3 separate regions of the Homo sapiens genome follow, and all the other regions are linked to region 1. The links are chromatin contacts, found by Hi-C or POLR2A ChIA-PET in ENCODE. All regions are on one chromosome and are shown on one strand. The core of a region is the stretch at or near the end of the contact, and the rest is flanking DNA. Distances in the headings are between cores, read along the strand shown.

Region 1 (4,276 bases), core at 1,286-3,785:
TTTCTTCATCTGCTGCTGCCGTACGCAGCACCCCGAGGGCTCAGCATTTAAGAAACAGAATGAGGGCCAGACATGGTGGCTCACGCCTGTAATCCCAGCACTTTGGGAGACCGAACTACTGCGCCTGGCCCGAATCAACTAGGTTCTAAACCAGGTTATCACAGTACTGAAGGTGAGGAATGACTGAGCCTTGGGCTGGGGAGGTGGCATTGGTGATAGAGAAAAGGAGACACTTAAAATATATTTGGGGCTGAGTGTGGAGGCTCATGCCTGTAATCCCAGTACTTTGGGAGGCTGAGGCAGGCGGATCACCTAAGGTCAGGAGTTCAAGACCAGCCTGGTCAACATGGCGAACCCCATCTCTGATAAAAATACAAAAAAAAAAAAATTAGCTGGATGTAGTGGTGCATGCCTGTAGTCCCAGCTACTCGAGATGCTGAGGCAGAAGAATCACTTGAACCCGGGGGAGGCACAGGTTGCAGTGAGCCGAGATTGTGCCACTGTACTCCAGCCTGGGCAAAAGAGCAAGACTCCATCTCAAAAAAAAAAAAAAAAAAAAAAGACTGGGCATGGTGGCTCACGCCTGTAATCCCAGCACTTTGGGAGGCCAAGGCAGGCAGATCACGAGGTCAAGAGACCAAGACCATCCTGGCGAACATGGTGAAACCCCCTCTCTACTAAAAATACAAAAATTAGCCGGCGTGATGGCGCGCGCCTGTAATCCCAGCTACTCAGGAGGCTGAGGCAGGAGAATCGCTTGAATCTGGGAGGCGGAGGTTGCAGTGAGCCGAGATTGTGCCACTGCACTCCAGCCTGGGCGACAGAGCAAGACTCCATCTCAAAAAAAAAAAGAGAGAGAGAGAATGAGATGAAGGTGCTGTGGTTGATGGCTTTGAGGAGCTCCTTGACCTAGGATGGGTGAGGCCTGCAAGAGGGTAACAGGGGCCCAGTCTGCATGCACAGAGGAGGCCCACCCAGGCCCCTGCTGTGGGGGAAGGAGAGGACCACTGGGGCAGAGCCCCCAAGAAAAGCTTCTAGAAGGGTTGTGATGCGTGTGGAAGGACAAAACAGAAGAAGGAAAAACAAACTCTAGGAATGCAAGGATGTGTTTCTAGAGTGGGGTCTGGTTTGCCTGGAGGTGCAGGTGAAAGGGTTTGGGTTCAGGTGATGCGGGCAGTAACAACAACATAATTGACTGGGCTGAGGAGCTCACACCTATAATCCCAGCATTCTGGGAAGCCGAGGTGGGGGATCCCTTGAGCCCAGGAATTCAAGATCAGCCTGGGCAACAAAGCCAGAGCACGTCTCTACAAAAAGTTTTTTTAAAAAATTAGCCAGGCACAGTGGCTCATGCCTGTAATCCCAGCACTTTGGGAGACCAAAGCGGGAGTGTCACTTGAGCCCAGGCGTTCCAGACTAGCCTGGACAACATGGCAAAACCCTGTCTCTACTAAAAATACAAAAATTAGCGGGGCGTAGTAGCACACCTGTAGTCCTAGCTATTCGGGAGGTTGACCTGGGAGGATCGCTTGAGTCCAGGAATTCAAGGCTGCAGTGATCCATGGTCATGCCACTGCACTCCAGCCCAGGCAACAGAGAAACCCCCTTCTCAAGAAGAAACAACCAGGCCCGGCGCGGTAGCTCATGCCTGTAATCCCAGCACTTTGGGAGGCCCTGCTGGGCGGATCATGAGGTCAGGAGATCGAGACCATCCTGGCTAACACAGTGAAACCCCGGCTCTACCAAAAATACAAAAAAATTAGCCGGGCGCAGTGGTGGGCGCCTGTAGTCCCAGCTACTCGGGAGGCTGAGGCACGAGAATGGCGTGAACCCGGGAGGCGGAGCTTGCAGTGAGCCGAGATCGCGCCACTGCACTCCAGCCTGGGCGGCAGTGCCAGACTCCGTCTCAAAAAAAAAAAAAAAAAGAAACAACCCCAAACTGTAATTATGATAAACAACACCGATCTCATTTATGGAGTAGGAAATCAAGCTGGAGAGGTGGGGTCAGCCTAGGTCAGAGCAGGCAAGGACTGTGGGAACCTCTGAGGGAGGGACCTGGTCTGGTTATTATTTTGCAGAGAGGACTCTGGTTGGGGGAAGGCAGCCAGGAGCTGCCTGGGTTGTAGCGGGGAGAGGTGGGCGGAGGAAAGAGGCCTGGGATGTGGAACCCTAGGATCTAGCCCTGAGGGCGGGCCAGGTCCGGGCAGCCTGGGTCCCACGCAGCTGCCCTGAAGAAGGGGCTGGGGGCGTCCTGCCTCCACCCGCGCCCCCAACCACGCCTGCCGTTCCCACCGGCCGCGCCACCCCCGCCCCCGCCCCTGGCTCTGTCCTCCGGTGACCCTGGAAGGGGCACCCGTGGCTGCGACTGCACTCCCTGTAGCGGTCACTTCGTGAAGCCCGGCAAACCCCCTGCAGCTGCCCCTGGCACCCTCAGACGACCAGAGGCCTCGGCCTGGGTCCCCAGCACCGGCCCAAGGGCGGGCGTGGCCGAGGCGGTTTCTCTGCGCGGACGCTCGCTGCCTCCGCCGCAACCCCCGCGGCCACCCGGGGAACTGCAGCGCCGTCAGGCCCCCCGCCGCGCCTGCGCACGCAGACCACCCGGCCTGGCAGCACCGAGCGAGCGTGCCCCCTGCTGGTCAGTCCTGCGCACGGTCCCGCGCCCGGGCCCGGGAGGCCGCCTCGAGGGCCGGGGCTTGCACGTGGCCTCGGCGCCTTCGCCGACCCTACCGGACGCCCCCTCCTCCCACCTGCCGACCCGTCCGCGGGTAGGAGCCTCCCGGGAGCTGCCCACGGCCCCCACCCCCACCAGGGGCCACAGCCCCACCAGGGCCAGGCTCTGCGCGGCACCTGCCACTGAGAGAGCGGAAAGCGGTGGTTGAGCAAGGGTCTGAAGTATGGTCTGTTCCCCCATACGGGCCGCAGACGCTTCCTGGTGGCTGCTCTGAGCCAGGCCTGGGCCCCGGCGAGGGATCACGGTGTCTCAGACAGAGTTCCTTTTTATTCCCCATCCCTCGCCCGAGGTGACGGCCCAGCCGTGCCCAGGCCTGCCCGCTGCCCCTGAACCCAACCCTTGAGGGGCAAGGCCGTGCCCTGGGGAGGAAGGGGCTGCCCCCTCAGAGTCTGCTGTTCCTCAAGGAAGACGCGGGGGCAGCCGCAAGGATGGGGTATCACCCAGCAGGAGCGGGAGGGTAAGGTGACTGATTCCACACCAGACGCTCCATTGCTGGAAACACCACCCCCTCCTCCGGTGACCTGGCATACAGACCTTGCCCACAGCCATCCCTCCCTGGACTCTCAATGTGAGGGGGCCTTGGGGTCCTGCGGTTCACCCGTCTCCCCACTCAAGCAGTCTGCTTGCCGGCACCCCCCCCACCTCCTGAGCCCACTTGCCCCCTCCCACCCCCACCTCCCTACCACATCTTTTTTTTTTTTTTTTTCCTGAGACGGAGATTTGCTCTTGTTGCCCAGGCTGGAGTACAATGGTGTCATCTCGGCTCACCACAACCTCCCTGAGCCTCAGCCTCCCAGGCTGAGCCTGAGCCTCCCAGGTTCAAGCGATTCTCCTGCCTCAGCCTCCCGAGTAGCTGGTGTAGGGAAAAGAAAGAGAGATCAGACTGTTACTGTGTCTATGTAGAAAGGGAAGACATAAGAGACTCCATTTGAAAAAGACCTGTACTTTAAATAATTGCTTTGCTGAGATGTTGTTAATTTGTAGCTTTGCCCCAGCCACTTTGACCCAACCACTTTGATCCAATCTGGAGCTCACAAAAACATGTGCTGTATGAAATCAAGGTTTAAGGGATGTAGGGCTGTGCAGGACGTGCCTTGTTAACAAAATGCTTACAAGCAGTATACTTGGTAAAAGTCATTGCCATTCTCCAGTCTCAATAAACCAGGGGCACAATGCACTGTGGAAAGCTGCAGGGACCTCTGCCCTTGAAAGCAGGGTATTGTCCAAGGTTTCTCCCCATGTGATAGTCTGAAATATGGCCTCGTGGTATGAGAAAGACCTGACCGTCCCCGAGCCCGACACCTGTAAAGGGTCTGTGCTGAGGTGGATTAGTCAAAGAGGAAAGCCTCTTGTAGTTGAGATAGAGGAAGGCCACTGTCTCCTGCCTGCCCCTGGGAACTGAATGTCTCGGTATAAAACCCAATTGTACATTTGTTCAGTTCTGAGATAGGAGAAAAACCACCCTATGGTGGGAGGTGAGACATGTTTGCAGTAATGCTGCCTTGTTATTCTTTACTCTGCTGAGATGTTTGGGTGGAGAGAAAC
Region 2 (4,276 bases), core at 586-3,085, 450 kb before region 1:
TTTCATGCAGACTACAGCACGGAGAGCAGGAGGGCCCACTTCAAAGGGAGCTGAGCTGCTGCTTCTTATCAGCAAAAGGCAGACTATGACCTTCTTTGTCTGGTGCGTTTCTAAGGAATTGGGAAAACCTAAATGTAGGTTCTATGGAAACAGGCTGATTTTCGTGTCCTTCCTAAACTTTTTTTTTTTTTTTTTTTTTTTTGAGACGGAGTCTCGCTCTGCCCAGGCTGGAGTGCAGTAGCGCCATCTCCGCTCACTGTAAGCTCCGCCTCCCGGGTTCAATTGATTCTCCTGCCTCAGCCTCCCGAGTAGCTGGGACTACAGGCGCCCGCCACCACGCCTGGCTAATTTTTTGTATTTTTAGTAGAGACGGGGTTTCACCATATTAGCCAGGATGGTCTCAATCTCCTGACCTCATGATCCACCCGCCTCGGCCTCCCAAAGTGCTGGGATTACAGATGTGAGCCACCGTGCCCTGCCGTCCTTCCTAATCTTTAAGCACAAGACAAGTGTTTAAAGGACTAGACAAGAGAAAATGTAAAGAATAACTGCAAAGCAGATTAAGACCCATCAACAAAACGGTCCATTAACTCAAAAGTAACACAATACGGCCAGGCGCAGTGGCTCACGCCTGTAATCCCAGCACTTTGGGAGGCTGAGGTGCGGGGGATCACGTGAGGTCGGGAGTTCGAGGCCAGCCTGACCAACACGGAGGAACCCCGTCTCTACTAAAAATACAAAATTAGCCGGGCGCGGTGGCGCACGCCTGTAATTCCAGCTACTCAGGAGGCTGAGGCAGGAGAGTCACTTAAACTCGGGAGGTGGGGGTTGCAGTGAGCCGAGATCGCGCCATTGCACTCCAGCCTGGGCAACTACAGTGAAACTCCGTCTCAAAAAAAAAAAAATATTAAGACAATACACAGACAGGGAAACAAATGTACCCGCAACGGTTCTCCAGACCTTAACACTGCTCAGACGCACGCTGCAGGGTGACATGCGGAACGCATTCCAACCTCTGACTTGCTGCTTATTGTGTTTGCCTGCACATTGCAAATTCAACTCGGTGCGAAGGGAGACTGAGTACAAATACTCGTCACTCCCAAGATCACCTGAAAGTCGGGACTGATCCCCACACAGAAAGATGGCAGATAAAGGCGCTCAGTCATTCTCACTGAAAGACAGTGACCCGGCTGCAATCTTAACTGTTTCCATCTCCCAGGGGGTCAAAAACGCAAACAAAATTAGTTGCTCGTGTAGGATGACAATTTTTAAAAGTCACCTGAACAGAAAGCCACTTGCACCCCTTTAGGGCCAGTCTGGGGGACACCGGAGGGAATGAACGTGCGCCACGGCTGCCCCGGCGCCCCTCAGCGCCCCACATTCCGCGGGGTCTGGCGAGCTCCGCCTCGCCCACGCAGCCCTCCCGGCCACCGAGCCCGGCGCGGCCTCCGAAGACTCCAGACCCCAGGCGCCCCCGCCAGCCCGGCCCCGCCGAGGAGCCCCGGGGCGCGTTCCCGAGTCCACCGCGCCTCGGTCGCCTCCAGGACCGAGACACGCGGCGCCGCCAGAAGGCTCACGAGGGCGCGGGCTGCGGGGCGCACGAGGGCTCAGTTTCCCCGCCTGCGCCCTGCCCGGCCTCACCTGGCGCGCAGCCCCAGGCCCAGCCCCGTTCAGCAGCGGCGTCCCCCCGCCGGGCCGCGCCGTCCTCCGCAGCAGCGGCGCCGCCTCCTCGTCGTCCCGGTCCCGGCCGGACCAGGACACCTTCTTAGAGACGTTGGCCATGGCCCGCCGCGGAGCGACACCGGCCGGGAAGCGCCGGCTGCCCCCGTGTTTGTTCTCGTGACCCGCGCCGGCGGCCACGTGACGCGCGACGGGGCCACGTGATGAGCGACGGCGACCATGTGACCTGCAACGGCAACCACCGAGGCCCGGTCGCGCGGGGGCTCCTGGGAGCCGCGCTCCCGGCGGGTCGTGGCGCCGCCCGCCCTAGAGAATCGCCGCGGCCCTGAGGACCCCGTTCTGCCCACGCGACTGCAAAGGCGGCCCCGTTGGGCTGAGCGCCGAGTGCTTGGGAGGCGAATGGCCGCCCCCGGGACCTCGGGCCCGGGAGTCGGGGCGAGGGAAGCGCCCGGGGCCTGAGGGCAGGAGCCGGCTGGAGGGGCTCCCCCAGGCCCGGTCGCCCGCGCCGATCGTGACGGAGCCGCGGTGGGGAAGGGAGGAGGGAGGCAGGGGCGAGGGCAGGCCTTTCCTTGCCATAGGCGGCGGCTAAAGACGTGAAGGATGAAATTAGAAGTCCCGAAGCATGCATCCGCCCTCGCAGTAGGCACTCGGGCGAGGGTCGGAGTGGAGGCTTCCTCCAGGCAGCCCCAGAGGGTCCTCCCGCCTAATGAGAAAAGAACAGAAGGCGAGTCCTCTTCAACGATCAGGCCCCAGAGACAGTACAGGAGGGTCGCCTCTGGAAACTGCCGGCTACTACGCAGATAGCTGTGAATTAGCCAAATAGCCGCCCGGACCCTGTACCCGCACCAGGGCACAGCCCATCACTAATCAATGGTATTTCCATAAACCAAAGAGAATTCTTGACAGCTTTACATCAGCCCCCACCCTGTCCCCACCTTCTGGGTCATTTATTTATTTATTTTGAGACAGGGTCTCCTTCTGTCGCCCAGGCTGGAGTGCGGTGGTGCGGTCACAGCTCAGTGCAGCCTTGACCTCCTGGACTCAAGCCATCCTCCCGCCTCAGCCTCTGGAGTAACAGGGACCACAGGCCTGCACCACCACACCCGGCTAATTTTTGCTGTGGAGCTCACAGTGTGTTGCCCAGGCTGTTCTCAAACTTCTGACCTCAAGTGATCCTTCCACGTTAGCCTCTAGAGTAAACTCTTTATATTTTGTGCCTCATCCTCTTCCTTTTAAAAGGTCGATATTTTTATTATTGAGACGGAGTCTCACTCTGTCGCCCAGGTTGGAGTGCAGTGGCCCAATCTCGGCTCACTGCCTCCCGGGTTCATGCCTCAGCCTCCCGAGTAGCCGGGACTACAGGCGCCCGTCACCATGGCCGGCTAATTTTTTGTATTTTTAGTACAGATGGGGTTTCACTGTGTTAGCCAGGATGGTCTCGATCTCCTGACCTCGTGATCCACCCGCCTCGGCCTCCCAAAGTGCTGAGATTACAGGCGTGAGTCACGGTGCCCGGCCTTTTTTTAAATTATTATTATTATTTTTTTATTTTTGAGACACAGTCTCACTTTGTCACCCAGGCTGAAGTACAATGACAAGATCATAGCTCACTGCAGCCTTGACCTCTTGGGTTCAAGGGATCCTCCTTCCTCAGCCTCCTGAGTTGCTAGGACTCTTCGTATGAGCCACCATGCCCGGCCATGGTTGGCATTTCTTTTTTCTTTTTCCTTCTTTTTTTTTTTTTTTTTTGAGACGGAGTTTCACTCTTGTCACCCAAGCTGTAGTGCAATGGCGCTATCTTGGATCACTGCAACCTCCGCCTCCTGGGTTCAAATGATTCTTCTGCCTCAGCCTCCCGAGTAGCTGAGATTACAGGCACCCGCCACCACACCTGGCTAATTTTTCTTTTTTTTGTTTCCTTTTGGTTTTTTTTGAGACAGAGTGTCGCTCTGTTGCCCAGGCTGGAGTGCAATGGCGTGATCTTGGCTCACTGCAAGCTCCGCCTCCCGGGTTCACGCCATTCTCCTGCCTCAGCCTCCCAAGTAGCTGGGACTACAGGCGCCCGCCACCACGCCCGGCTAATTTTTTGTATTTTTAGTAGACCCGGGGTTTCACCGTGTTAGCCAGGATGGTCTCAATCTCCTGACCTTGTGATCCGCCTGCCTTGGCCTCCCAAAGTGCTGGGATTACAGGCATGAGTCATGGCGCCAGGCCTAATTTTTGTATTTTTAGTAAAGATGGGATTTCTCCACGTTGGCCAGGCATGTCTTGAACTCCTGACCTCAGGTGATCCACCCACCTTGGCCTCCCAAAGTGCGGGGATTACAGGAATGAGGCACCGTGCCCGGCCCAGGGTCAGCATTTCTTAACGGTGAAGGGAAAAAAGAAACCTAGCAGGCGCCACCTGAACCAAGCAACCCAGTTCAGCATTGCTGGTGATGGGATAAGGTGGCATCGTGTGCCTCCTGATGTGATGCACCAGGAAGGACACAACGTCCCTTCCGGAGCATTCCTGCAAAACATGCTCACCTTGAGTCCACTCATAAAGGGGAAACACCAGATAATCCCACTTTGAGGGACAGCCTGCTGAACATCT
Region 3 (4,276 bases), core at 1,132-3,631, 290 kb after region 1:
TAAATTTATCATGGAGGCAGAAGGTAGACTGGCGTCTACCCAGGGCTGGCAGGGAGGGGCGGATGGGGAATCACTGCTTCAAAGGCACAGGTTTCCTTTCAGGGTGCCGGAAAGGTTCTGTACCCACATAGCTGTGATAGTTGCACAACACTGTGAATGTCGCTAATAGTAAATTTTATGTGCACTTACCACAGTTTTTTTTGAGACGGAATCTTGCTCTGTTGCCCAGGCCGGAGTACAGTGGCACGATCTCGGCTCACTGAAACCTCTGCCTCCCAGGTTCAAACGATTCTCCTGCCTCAGCCTCCTGAGTAGCTAGGATTACACGCGTGCACCACCACACCCAGATAATTTTTGTATTTTTAGTAAAGACGTAATTTTGCCATGTTGGCCTGCTTGGTCTTGAACTCCTGATGTCAGGTGATCCACCCACCTCAGCCTCCCAAAGTGCTGGGATTACGGGAGTGAGCCACTGTGCCTGGCCCACAATTTTTTAAAAGTATGTAAGAGGGCTGAGGCAGGCAGATCGCTTGAACTCAGGAGTTCTATAGCAGCCTAGGCAACATGGCAAAAACCCATCTCTACAAAATATACAAAAATTAGCTAGTGATGGGCACCTGTAGTCCCAGCTACTTGGGTGGTTGAGGTAGAGGCTGCAGTGAGCTGAGATCACGGCACTGCACTCCAGCCTGGGCGACAGAGCAAGGTGCTGTTTCAAAAAAAAATCTGGCCAGGCTCGGTGGCTCATGCCTGTCATCCCAGCACTTTGGGAGGCCAAGGGGGACGGATCACCTGAGGTCAGGAGTTCAAAACCAGCATGGCCAACATGGTGAAACTCCGTCTCTCCTAAAAATATAAAAAAATTAGCCGGGTGTGGTGGCAGTTGCCTGTAGTCCCAGCTACTCAGGAGGCTGAGGCAGGAGAATCGCTTGAACCTGGGAGGCGGAGATTGCAGTGAACCAAGATCGTGCCGTTGCATTCTAGCCTAGGTGACAGAGCGAGACTCCATCTCAAAAAACAAAAACAGGCCGGGCGCGGTGGCTCATGCTTGTAATCCCAGCACTTTGGGAGGCCGAGGCGGGCAGATCGTGAGGTCAAGAGCTTGAGACCATCTAGGCCAACATGGTGAAACCCTGTCTCTACTAAAAATACAAAAATTAGCTGGCCATGGTGGTGCACTCCTGTAGTCCCAGCTACTCGGGAGGCTGAGGCAGGACAATCATTTGAACCCAGGAGGCGGAGGCTGCAGTGAGATCGCGCCATTGCACTCCAGCCTAGGTGATAGAGTGAGACTCTGTCTCAAAAACAAACACCCCAAACAAACAAAAACCAAAAACAACCCCCATCTCCAAAACCAAAAATTCAACGTGGCTGGGAGTCGTGGCTCACGCCTGTCATCCTAGCACTTTGGGAGGCCGAAATGGGAAAATGGTTTGAGGCTAGGAGTTTGAGACCAGCCTAGTCTAAACAGCAAGACCCTGTCTCTATTTAAAATACATAATGCAAATAAATTTTAAAAAATTTAAAAAGTGGCTGGGCACGGTGGCTCACGCCTGTAATCCCAGCACTTTGGGAGGCCGAGGCGGGCGGATCACGAGGTCAGGAGATCGAGACCATCCTGGCTATCACGGTGAAACCCCGTCTCTACTAAAAATACAAAAAATTAGCCTGGCGTGGTGGCGGACACCTGTAGTCCCAGCTACTCAGGAGGCTGAGGCAGGAGAATGGCGTGAACCCGGGAGGCAGAGCTTGCAGTGAGCCGAGATCGCGCCACTGCACTCCAGCCTGGGCGATAGAAAGAGACTCCGTCTCAAAAAAGAAAGAAAAAAAAATTAAAAGTATATAAAAGAATAAAACAGCTTCGCAGAGCTACCCATGAGCCATCCCCGACCCGTGTTCTTTTCCCGTGACCCGGGTAACCATCTTGGGAGGCTCTAACACCCTAGGCGGTCAGTGGGCAGCAGGCACCACACCCCTGGTTGGAGCTGTGGCGGCTTCCCAGCAGCAGCCGCGGGCGGGGCGACCTGTCCTTAGGTACGGAAGCGCTGGGGCGCGGCTGCCTAGCAGCCGCCAGTCCGCTCGCCCCTCGCGTTCTCTGGCTCTCAAATCCGAGTGCAGCCTCGAACATAGGTCCTTCTGCCGCCCCGCCCCCTGGCTGGCAATCTGCTCCACCGTAACCACGCCCTCCCCACAGTCCCGCCCCATCTTCGCTCTCAGCGCGCCCGGCCCCGCCTCTGCCCTTTAAGGCCACACCGCTATCCAGGCCCGGCTCCCCGCCTGTCCGTCAATCCGCTCCGGTTCTGCCCCGCCCTCCTCTTGCCGTTCCCTCACGCTGGCCTCGGCGCGGCCCGTTGTTATGACGACATGGTCGTAAATCCGCCATCTTCCTGCGGCGCGTTGCGACATGGAGGGCGCGATGGCAGTGCGGGTGACGGCCGCTCATACGGCAGAAGCCCAGGCCGAAGCCGGGCGGGAAGCGGGCGAGGGTGCAGTTGCGGCGGTGGCGGCGGCCTTGGCCCCCAGCGGCTTCCTCGGCCTCCCGGCGCCCTTCAGCGAGGAAGGTAACCGGGCCGACCCGGAGGGTGCGGCCGGGGTGCGGGCAGTTCATCCCGGGCTGGCAGAGGCCCGGATGGCCCGAGCTGCGGGCTCGACCGACCCTCCCAGACCCAGACACCTCGCGGATCTCGCGGGACCCTCACAGCCCTCCACGAAACCCCCAGGTTTGCTGCGACCCTCACGGGCCTCTCCTGCGGGGCGCCTGTCATCCCCCCTCTCTGGTGTGCGTCCACAAGTGCTCGCGGGTTGCTGAGCCCCCGGGCGCCCGGTGTAGACATTCGCAGACGCCGGCGTCCCGGCCCTTCTCTGCCTCCGATGCCTGAGCCTGGCCCTCCCCTCCTCTGGGCCCCTTCCTCCTGCACCTGATGGGCGTCTAGGGCCCTGTTGGTGGTTCCAAGAGGGTGGGGCCTCGGTTTCTCCAGGATCTGGGCTCTGGGCCTGTCCGTAGGGAGGCAGCAGAGCCTAGTGCAAGAGGGCTGGTGCACTGCAGCCAGCCTGTGGCCCCTTCCAGTCCCACACTTGCCGCTTTCTAGTTCTTTGATCCTGGGTAGGTGACCCTACCTCTGTGAACCTCTATTTCCCCTACAGAATGGGGCGGCGGCTTCTGCCAGTAATGTAACAAGCCCTTATCCTGCTTTAGGTTTTTTCATTCTCAAACCAGTCCTGACAGGTGGATGTTATTGTTATTCTCATTTTGGGGATGAGGAAAATCGAAGGTTGGAGACCTGAAAGTGACCGGGTGGGCTGGGTGCGGTGGCTCACGCCTGTAATCCCAGCACTTTGGGAGGTCGAGACGGGCGGGTCACGAGGTCAGGAGATGGAGACCATCCTGGCCAACATGGTGAAACCCGTCTCTACTAAAAATACAAAAAAACAAAATTAGCCGGGCGTGGTGGCGGGCGCCTGTAGTGGGGAGGCTGAGGCGGAGAATGGCGTGAACTCGGGAGGTGGAGCTTGCGGTGAGCCGAGACCGCGCCACTGCACTCCAGCCTGGGCGGCAGAGCCGGACTCCGTCTCAAAAGAAAAGAAAATGACCAGGGTCACCCAGGTAGTTAAGTAGCAAGGGTTGGATTGGATCTCAGCACTGTGAAGGCCTTCACAGCCCCTTTAACTTCCGGGCTCTGCTGCCTCATAGAAGCATCATGGGAATTAAAATAAAGATTGTGGCCAGGCGCAGTGGCTCACGCCTGTAATCCCAGCACTTTGGGAGGCCAAGGTGGGTGGATCACCTGAGGTCAGGAGTTCGAGACCAGCCTGGCCAACATGGTGAAACCCCTTCTCTACTAAAAATACAAAAATTAGCTGGGCGTGGTGGTGCGCGTCTGTAATCCCAGCTACTTGGGAAGGTGAGGTAGGAGAATTGCTTGAGCCCAGGAGACGGAGGTCGCAGTAAGCCGAGATCGCACCACTGCTCTCCAGCCTGGGTGACAGAGCAAGACTGTCTCAAAAAAAGAAAAAAGATTGTGTGTCATGTGCCGAGAGCAGTGTTGGGGATGCACTAAGGGCTCATTCCTGGGGGCACTGAGAGCTTTTGGAGATGGAGCTTGGGTCTGTACCCTCTGAGCTTGTCCTATGAGGCTGCAGATGGCTGGGCACTGTGGCTCATACCTGTAACCCCAACACTTTGGGAGGCTGAGGTGAGAGGATCACTTGAGCCCAAGGAGTTCCAGACCAGCCTGGGCAACATAGTAAGACCCCGTCTCTATTTTCTTTTTTTTTT

Evidence for each region. A loop is a pair of places that touch in the nucleus more often than their neighbours do. ChIA-PET counts read pairs that join two places held with the same protein, here RNA polymerase II (POLR2A). Pooled maps may share reads with other maps.
Region 2: a loop to region 1 is called in a pooled map, with 3 times the contacts of the local background. The contact joins the promoter of CLCN7 here to the enhancer-like site in region 1. A Hi-C loop is called at or near these places in 4 of 50 pooled maps.
Region 3: a pooled map shows a loop between it and region 1 (6-fold over the local background). The contact joins the promoter of E4F1 here to the enhancer-like site in region 1. A Hi-C loop is called at or near these places in 5 of 50 pooled maps. POLR2A ChIA-PET finds 5 or more read pairs at or near these places in 2 of 52 experiments (A673 and AG04450).

The regions. Positions count from the first base shown.
Region 1 is chr16:1,927,241-1,931,516 of GRCh38, forward strand. No RefSeq gene overlaps it. Among named protein-coding and RNA genes, the nearest start is that of HS3ST6, 11 kb to the left of the region's middle. Within about 2 kb of position 2,536, at least 21 of the 41 ENCODE cell types and tissues checked have a DNase peak (open chromatin) inside an H3K27ac peak, as active enhancers do; they include A673, where a contact is called at or near this core.
Region 2 is chr16:1,473,193-1,477,468 of GRCh38, forward strand. CLCN7 (chloride voltage-gated channel 7) reads right to left here and starts at 1,836. Exons shown (of 25, transcript NM_001287.6): 1 at 1,642-1,836. The coding sequence starts at 1,782. RefSeq lists silencers at 1,579-1,788, 1,909-2,258 and an enhancer at 1,796-2,339.
Region 3 is chr16:2,221,210-2,225,485 of GRCh38, forward strand. E4F1 (E4F transcription factor 1) reads left to right here and starts at 2,382. Exons shown (of 14, transcript NM_004424.5): 1 at 2,382-2,561. The coding sequence starts at 2,405. RefSeq lists silencers at 2,077-2,216, 2,507-2,596 and enhancers at 2,277-2,446, 2,677-2,816, 4,072-4,276.